Regions from separate parts of the Mus musculus genome. Here regions 1 and 3 are each linked to region 2. Evidence: chromatin loops called from intact Hi-C (ENCODE). Cell type or tissue: gastrocnemius. All regions are shown on one strand.

Evidence for each region. Peaks named below come from ENCODE experiments on the same cell type or tissue, not always from the same donor. Only the 100,000 strongest peaks of a DNase experiment are listed, where the experiment ranks them.
Region 1: it touches region 2 in a loop (9-fold over the local background); 30 of 42 quality-filtered maps call a loop at or near these places.
Region 3: it touches region 2 in a loop (5-fold over the local background); 29 of 42 quality-filtered maps call a loop at or near these places.

The regions. Positions count from the first base shown.
Region 1 is chr6:55,382,622-55,385,121 of GRCm38, reverse strand. Ghrhr (growth hormone releasing hormone receptor) reads right to left here. Exons shown (of 13, transcript NM_001003685.3): 7 at 1,701-1,854; 8 at 1,360-1,420; 9 at 938-1,007; 10 at 299-390. Among named protein-coding and RNA genes, the nearest start is that of Ghrhr, 7.6 kb to the right of the region's middle. In gastrocnemius, a CTCF peak has its summit at 956 (motif pointing right); a DNase peak (open chromatin) is centred at 981.
Region 2 is chr6:55,231,895-55,234,394 of GRCm38, reverse strand. The region is part of intron 5 of Mindy4 (MINDY lysine 48 deubiquitinase 4); the gene reads right to left. Among named protein-coding and RNA genes, the nearest start is that of Mindy4, 30 kb to the right of the region's middle. In gastrocnemius, a CTCF peak has its summit at 1,456 (motif pointing left); DNase peaks (open chromatin) are centred at 968, 1,286 and 1,462; H3K27ac peaks cover 675 bases.
Region 3 is chr6:55,504,088-55,506,587 of GRCm38, reverse strand. No RefSeq gene overlaps it. Among named protein-coding and RNA genes, the nearest start is that of Gm34441, 32 kb to the left of the region's middle. In gastrocnemius, a CTCF peak has its summit at 1,306 (motif pointing right); a DNase peak (open chromatin) is centred at 1,307.

The DNA of each region.
Region 1 (2,500 bases), 150 kb before region 2:
ATGGTAACTGGCAGCTTTGTGTGCCACTTCCCTGTACTGTAATCTCATGGGAGGCAGGGCCCAGATCTGTTCTCTCTCTAGGGACATGGGGAAGAGGACAGGACCAGGGTAAGGGATAGCTGCCAAACGAGACAAAAACAAATGACATTCCCTCCAAGTGCTTTCCATGATGGTTCTCCAGATACATACCACACACACACACACACACACACACACACACACACACATACACACACACACACACACACACACACACACGACACATCCACATGTGCATGCACACACACATGAATGGTACCAGTACTGAGCCCGTGTGTGTAGGCCGCCTTGTGCAGGCTCCAGCTTCCTCAGCAGGATACAAATTATATTGAGAAACAGCCCAAAGTTCACCTGGAAATGAGGCACAGGAAAGTGGGTGGAAAGTTCAAAGACAGCACTAGGTGGCTGGCCTAGGATTGGCCCCATCCCCTTTGATGACTATGAATCCCAAACCTGTGAGGTGCAGGGAGAGAAAGACTGAGGACCCCCTCCCCCTCCAGCCCTGGCAAAAACAGATGAGAGAGCCAGGTCTGGCCACCTGCCTCCAGCCACCTCTCGGGATCTCTCAGGTACAAAGCAGCTGTCTGTCACTGTGCAGTTTCTCTGCTGGGGAGAGATTACACACCCACAGGAGCCATGCCACATCGGGAATAGGAGCAGCTGAGTGCCCACCTGTAGGTGCCATTCACTACCACTTAGCACCCCAGCAAGACATGTTCTGCAAGCCAGACACATGGAAACTAGAAAACAGGTCTAGGTGCAAATGTAATCAACTAGTGTCAGAGAAAGTAGACACTGGTTTCCCGTGGGGTAATCATGTAGCCACCCCTCCAGGACCATATTAAGAAACCTGGAGGCTAGGTTAATAAAGCAAAGAACACTGGCCTCAGAGACTGACCCCAACAGAGAGGACTATGGGTCCTTTGATGATCCACCAGCAGGGGGAGCTGTTGTCTAAGTCCCAGCACCTGGAAAGAAAAGAGCCTAGTCTTGAAGGTGCCCCCTTTTCTACCCTGATAATGCACCTCCTCAACACACCTGCTATGGCTCCTGGGGCCCCTCTCTGTCTAGTGCTCAAGTCTTCAGCCCCAGTCTGTCTTCATCTTGCCTGATCTTCTATACCAGCCTCTCCATAGGAGAGACCCAGTGAAGGCTGGTTAGCCTTTCTCATCCTTGTCCAGACATTTCTTGTCCTTAGAAAACCTACTCAGAGCTGATCTCTTTAACCTAGGGATCCCCCTCCCCCTCCCCCTCCTCTCCTTAGATGGTCTATGACACACCTTGCTGACAGCATGGGGGTGAGGAACTTGCTCTACTCACTCAGTGTCCTCAAAAGCCAGTTTGCAGCCCACCCACGTACCAGTGCATAGCACGGGGAGCCCTGTGGGTGAAATAACACAGAGGTGAGTGAGAGCCCTGCACCCTTTGCCTTGAGTGTAGCCTCTACCTCCCAGCAATCTGTTAGCCACGTGCAGACTATAATGGTGGGGCCAGGTGATGGTTTGAGGGGATCTGGTCTACTTCCCAATGTTCAGCACAGGACTGTGGCCTGCCCCTTCCCCCTCCCTGAGCCTCACAATGAGAAAGGCTTCTTTATGAGCTCCCAGGTCCTTCCCAACCTCCACCTCTCCTATGGTGATCAATGAGCCCTTGATGCTCACCCCAGCCAGCCAGGACCAGCCACCAAAAAGCTGGTTTGGACCTGGGGGATGTGGAGGCCAACAGGCAGCTCAGGTAGACAGCTTCTGCCAACAGCCAGCTGAAGTTGGTCATGGTGGCCAAATGTGAGATGGCCACAGAGACCTTGCACAGGACCTAAGAGTGGGGACCTGATGCTTCAGAGCTTGGACAGCCCCCTCCCACCCCCGACTTCAGCCCCATTGGATCTCTTTCACTCCACTGAGACACCAAACCCTCAGGTCCCCTCCACCTTGGGCTGGACCACTCCACTCCTTGGGATGCCATAGGAGGAATTGGACAGTATAATTGTGATGGTCAGAGCACAGACACACAGGTTAGGTTCATTGTGTCCTCTGTCAGCCATGCAAACCATCTCAGCCTAAGTATTCTGTATGTGAAAAAAGGAAGAACTCCAGGACCTCACATGGCTTGCGCTCTCTCTCTCTCTCTCTCTCTCTCTCTCTCTCTCTCTCTCTCTCTCTCTCTCTCTCTCTCTCTCTCCCTCTCTCTCCCTCTCTCTCTCTCTCTTTCTCTCTCTCTCTCTCTCACACACACACACACACACATACACACTTTTCTATTTCCTCTGTCATAGTGCACCCTTCCCTAGCTGAAGTTCTCCTTTAAAGTGATAACCACGGACAGCGTTGATCAGTGGATATAGGATGTGTTCATCATGCATGCAACCATCTGGCTCACTCCTCCCTCACCTGCCTCTATGGGCTACGGTACCACCTCTGAGCCCAGTTGCCCAGGCTCTATTTATTCCCCAACTGTGTGG
Region 2 (2,500 bases):
ATAGGAAACAAGGCCCATTCCAGTCCCCAAGGAGTCCAAAGTAAAGATGAAGTATCAAATTATTACTCCATCTGTATGAAAAGCTGCCATAACATAGAAAGAACCAAAGAGAAATGTGTGGATTCCTCCAGCCAGGCCACTGATGGTAAGAAACACAAGAAACGCTGAGTGTAAATATCAAGGGCTAGTCCCTCTCGGTGCTACCCTGTTGTAGTCCAACAGCCTTGATGGTGACAGCCTCCATAAGGTCTGCAGCCTGAATGCCTACCTTGCCTCGCCCTTACCCTGATCCCCAGAATGTGAAAGCAGGCTTAGTCCCATCTCTATGTGGCCTCTGCTGAAGTTCTGGTACCCTGAGACCTGTGGGAAGCTATCTTGGAGCCCAGAAGACTGGATTCTCAGAATCAGAAAAGGCACTGAGGCTCTAGACAATTGCCCTTGCACTCACTCCCATGAGCATCTCCAGGTTATCTCTGAGCTCAGCGGCCTCCTTCCATCAGGCAGCAGCTACTTCATCTACAAGGGCTATCCCCCTGCTCTGCACACCAGGACTTGAGACCACAACAGAGCTGACAAGGATCTCAGGACCCTGCTAATGCCCACAGCTGGTCAAGAAGAGGAGACTCATGGACACACTTTCTTGGTCTCAAGAGAAATCTGTATCGTGGGATGCTCTTTCCCCTGCAGGATGCCCAGTATCAGTGACTCAGGAGCCCTGGTGCTGTACCTGAGGACTGCAGTAATGACATCGCTGTCCTGTAGACAGAGTGGGGCCTGTGATGTGCAGCATAGCCGCATGGCATTTGATCACCAATGTCAGCCTTGAAAGGAAAAAAGGGACAGTGGTGGGCTAGGATAGGAGTACATGCACAAGGTCACGTGTGGCCTGGCTAAGACCAGGGGAGGTGGGGCCCTCAGAAGACAGCTCTCAGGTCAGAATATGGAGCAAGGCTGAGCTTCAAGAGGCCACCTGGTCCTGTGGGTGGGCCAGAAGGCAGGGAGCCATCTGGGTGTTGTGTCGGTCTCAAAGAACAGGCAAGTTTGAGTCTCCAGCGTCTTACATAAAGACCAAACAATGCAGACAAATTAAGATGAAAATTCTACCCACGTGGTGTGCACATCCCTTGTGGTGTGCATGTTGTTAGACTCAGGATGCTCGGGAGAGGGGAAGAGTCAATAAGCTGCAGATGCCACATCCTCTCCTAAGCGAGGGCCAAACCTCAGCTGGCAGAAGTCCCTCTGTCCCAGCATGCAGACAGGCATCTGTGGGTCTGAAGCCTCTGTTCCTGATCTGGGGACTCCAGGAAGGGACTGGGGGGCTTGGAATTGAGAGAAGAATGGTGAGAGAGAGAAGAGAGAGTGGGGAGAGAGAGAACTTAATGAGTACTGCTAAATGTACATAAGTGGACAACTAGAAGTCCCAAAGATGGGCAAAGTTATACTGCCACCTAGTGTCCATTCTATGGAACCTGAAAGCTCTACCAGAGTCAGAGGAGCAAGGTCTCCTGAAGCAGCAACCACTGGCCTGGACAAACACTGGGCAAGGGGCCTGAGAGTCTGAAGGAGCTGTTTTAGCTCTGCAAAAACCTCCAGCAGAAGACGACAGGTCAGCCTAGCCTTGGTCTGGGGACCAAACTCCCAGCTGCCCCTTGCCTAGTGTGGCTGTTCTCTATGAAGCCAAAGTCCCTGTGTGGACCCTGGGGGGTGAGGGGTGAGGGGGGTCAATGGCTGTAGTTATGGGTTTTCCTGCATCCCTGCTCACACAAAGCCCAGATTTTTTTTTTCTTAAAGAAAAGGGTTAATACAGGAAAATGCCTCAAACAAGTGAAAACAGCAAGTCCTGGGTGGTACAGACAGACAGACTGAGGATAGAAGGCAATCATTAAAAACTGTAGTGAGACCAAACAGAATTTCAAAGTACTGCAAGAAGGTGCTGCCAGTAACGATGCCTTCCTCTAAACCTGCTCACATACTAACCCCAGGCCTGCTGCACTGACGTTAGTCAGCAACGGCAAACTAAGGCTGTGGATGGCTGCTGGCCACGTGACATCAAGGTGAGGACAGCATCCTGGTTCTCCAGGAGGGCCCCGCATCATCAGAGTCTTTGCTTGTGGAAGGCGGAGGCAGAGGAAAAAGCATAGAGGTGGTAGCCTGACCGCTTTGAGGATGGCAGAAGGGAGCAGCAGCTAAGAACTGCCAGCAGCCACTGGAATCCAGAAAAGAGAAGGGGACTGATTCTTCTGAGCCTCCAGAAGTCAAGCAGCCCTGCCCACAGCTCAGCATTAGTGTGACTCTGCTCAGATCTCTCACCTCTGTGTGGTGAAACGCTGTTCTGTTTTCCACCCAAGGTTCTTGAGCTTGTCATGGGAAATGGATACAGCCCCACATGTGCCTATACTGCCAGACCATCTGCTCTCTCTCCTAACCAAGGGCCCGTGTGAGTCTAGAAAGGTCTGTGCTATGGAGAAAGCTCAGTGGTCCCCTCTTCACGGGCCTTCTT
Region 3 (2,500 bases), 270 kb before region 2:
ATTGGAGGGCCCAGCCCACCGGAGCAGTACTATTCCAGTCATGTGGTCCTAAGTTGTAAAAGAATGCAAACTGAACAAGCCATGAGAAGCAAGCCAGGAGACAGTGTTGCTTCATGGTCTCTGCTTCAATTCCTACCTCCAAGGTTCCTGGCTTGGGTTCTCATCTTTATGAGTAGCCCAAGTATCAGGTCAGCCAGTGAAACTATAAACTCTTCTTCATTCCTACAGGTAAGTTATATCTCTCAAGATAACATACTGAAGTCTTGACTCTGAGTGTCTATGGATGGAACCAGACTGGCAATAAGTCTCTCAAGCAGAAATGAGTTGAAATCATACTGGATTGTGGTGAACCCTAAATCAAGTAGGACTTGTGTCCTTACAATAAATTACAGCAAGGACAGAGACACGGGTGTAGAGAAGTCCATGCTGGTGATGGAAGAAGATCAGGGTGATGTGTCTCCAAGCCAATAAATGCTGAAAGAAAATCACCTACAAGATATGGGATTCAACAATAGAAGATAAACGTTCTCCTCAGAGCCTTCAAGCAGAGCACGGCCCCGACAGCACTTTAGCTTGATGTCTAGACTCAAGAATTGTGAGAGAATAGATGTCAGATGTCTTACAGCCCCTCCTCCGGCCTGTGGCAATTTATCGTGGTATCTGTAGGAAGGCACTACACATAATGAGTGAGTCTCATCCCCAACACCAGAGCACTCACCTGTGGTGGCCCTTTACCTGGGATGCTCTTCCAATTGGCCTATTTGGGAGATCCTAATAAACTTGTAAAGCTCAAAACATTATAATTTTCAAATTCCTACATCTCAGGCTTTCTGGTTATCTACTCTAAAAATTGCTACCCTGCCCCAGGAGTGTTCTCTCTTTAACTGTTCCATTTTCTTCACGGCACCAACTTCCACCAAAAATCCTATTCTGTTCCCTTCTTTATGGCTGACTCAGCAGAACATGAAGGGTGGGGGAGAACGGGGGCATTCAGAGTAGTCCAGAGAGGAATGAAGGCTCAACAAGTAGCTACTGAATAGACAGATGAAAGTCACAGGCCTGGTCACTGCTGTACCCGGTCTTCCTCTTAATGGAAACCCAGGAATAAATGCACAGGTAAAGAAACATGACCTTTATGATGATGATGTCTAAAAGACAAAGTTGTCTTCTGGAAAAGTCCTCTGCTAACCTAAAATGGGTGTAAGGAATAGTGGCTGGTACCCAGGTTCCCACAGGAAATTCCTAATCTTGCATCCTTAACTGAATAGGGACTGAGCTCTCATCAGCACAACCACACCCTGATGTCCACTAGAGGGCAACCTAACAAAGCCAGAAGCTGAGAAGCATTTAGCTTGAGTCTGGCTTGAGGTGACAATTATGAATTCATGTCAATTATGATGTTTGTTCTCATCACCAAAAGAACTATCTCTTAAGATCACCCTAATTGAAAAGCTAATTAATTAATGAGATCATTGATTAAAAAGTTAAAGTTAAAAGTTAAAATGTAATGAGCAAAGAAGATCCTACAGCACAAAGCACACTCACAGATACAGACGTATGACGGATCTCAAAGACTGAAGGAAACCCAGAATGCTGAAGCACATGTCCATCCCTTGGTGTAAGCAAGGCTGCAGAGGGTAGGAGCAATCAGCCTTGAGGGACTTCAAGGTCATTCTGTGACCCACATTGGACAATTCATGCCCCTTGTTTGTTTCAAATAAAGTGGGGATTTACAGAAAGACAGTCTCTACCCTCCCACAAATGTGGGAAGAGCCAGGAGAGAACCATCAGACTTGCCAGAGACTCGGGGGTTTGAAAGTATGACATAAACTACCATTTTATAGTCAGTGTACACTTTTCCTTCCAGCATAATAGAAGGTATGTTAGTTTGCCAGTTGTGATGGTTTGAGTAAGAAAAAATTACCCCACCCCCTATAGGCTCATACATTTGAATGCTTAGGCACCAGAGAGTGGCACTACTTGGGAAGGATTGGGAGGTGTGGCCTTGTTGGAGGAAGTGTGTTACCGGGGGTGAGCTTTGGGGTTTCTTAACCCTGAGCTAGGCCCAGTAGCTCTCTCTTCCTGCTGATCTATATGTAGAACTCTCAGCTACTTCTCCAACACCATGTCTGCCTGCGTGCTGCCATGCTTCCCACCATGACGATAATGTACTAAGCCTCTGAAACTGTAAACCAGCACCAATTAAATGCTTTCTCTTGTAAAAATTGCTGTGGTTATTGAGTATCTTCCCAGTAATAGAATACCGACTAAGACAACTGCCTTGAAGTGAGGTGTGGTCACATGATTAGACAATGGCCAATGGGAAGTAAGTGGGAAGATACTTGCTTTCTGTCCCTTCACTCTTGAGTAAAGTGCCATCCAGAGTTCCAGCTGCCGTTTTGACCTTGGGACCTGGACTCACATGCTAAGGAGTAGCCCCTTGGGAGACAGTGAAGCCACGGTACCAGTTCTAGACTCTCTACTTCAGACTCAATGTGAG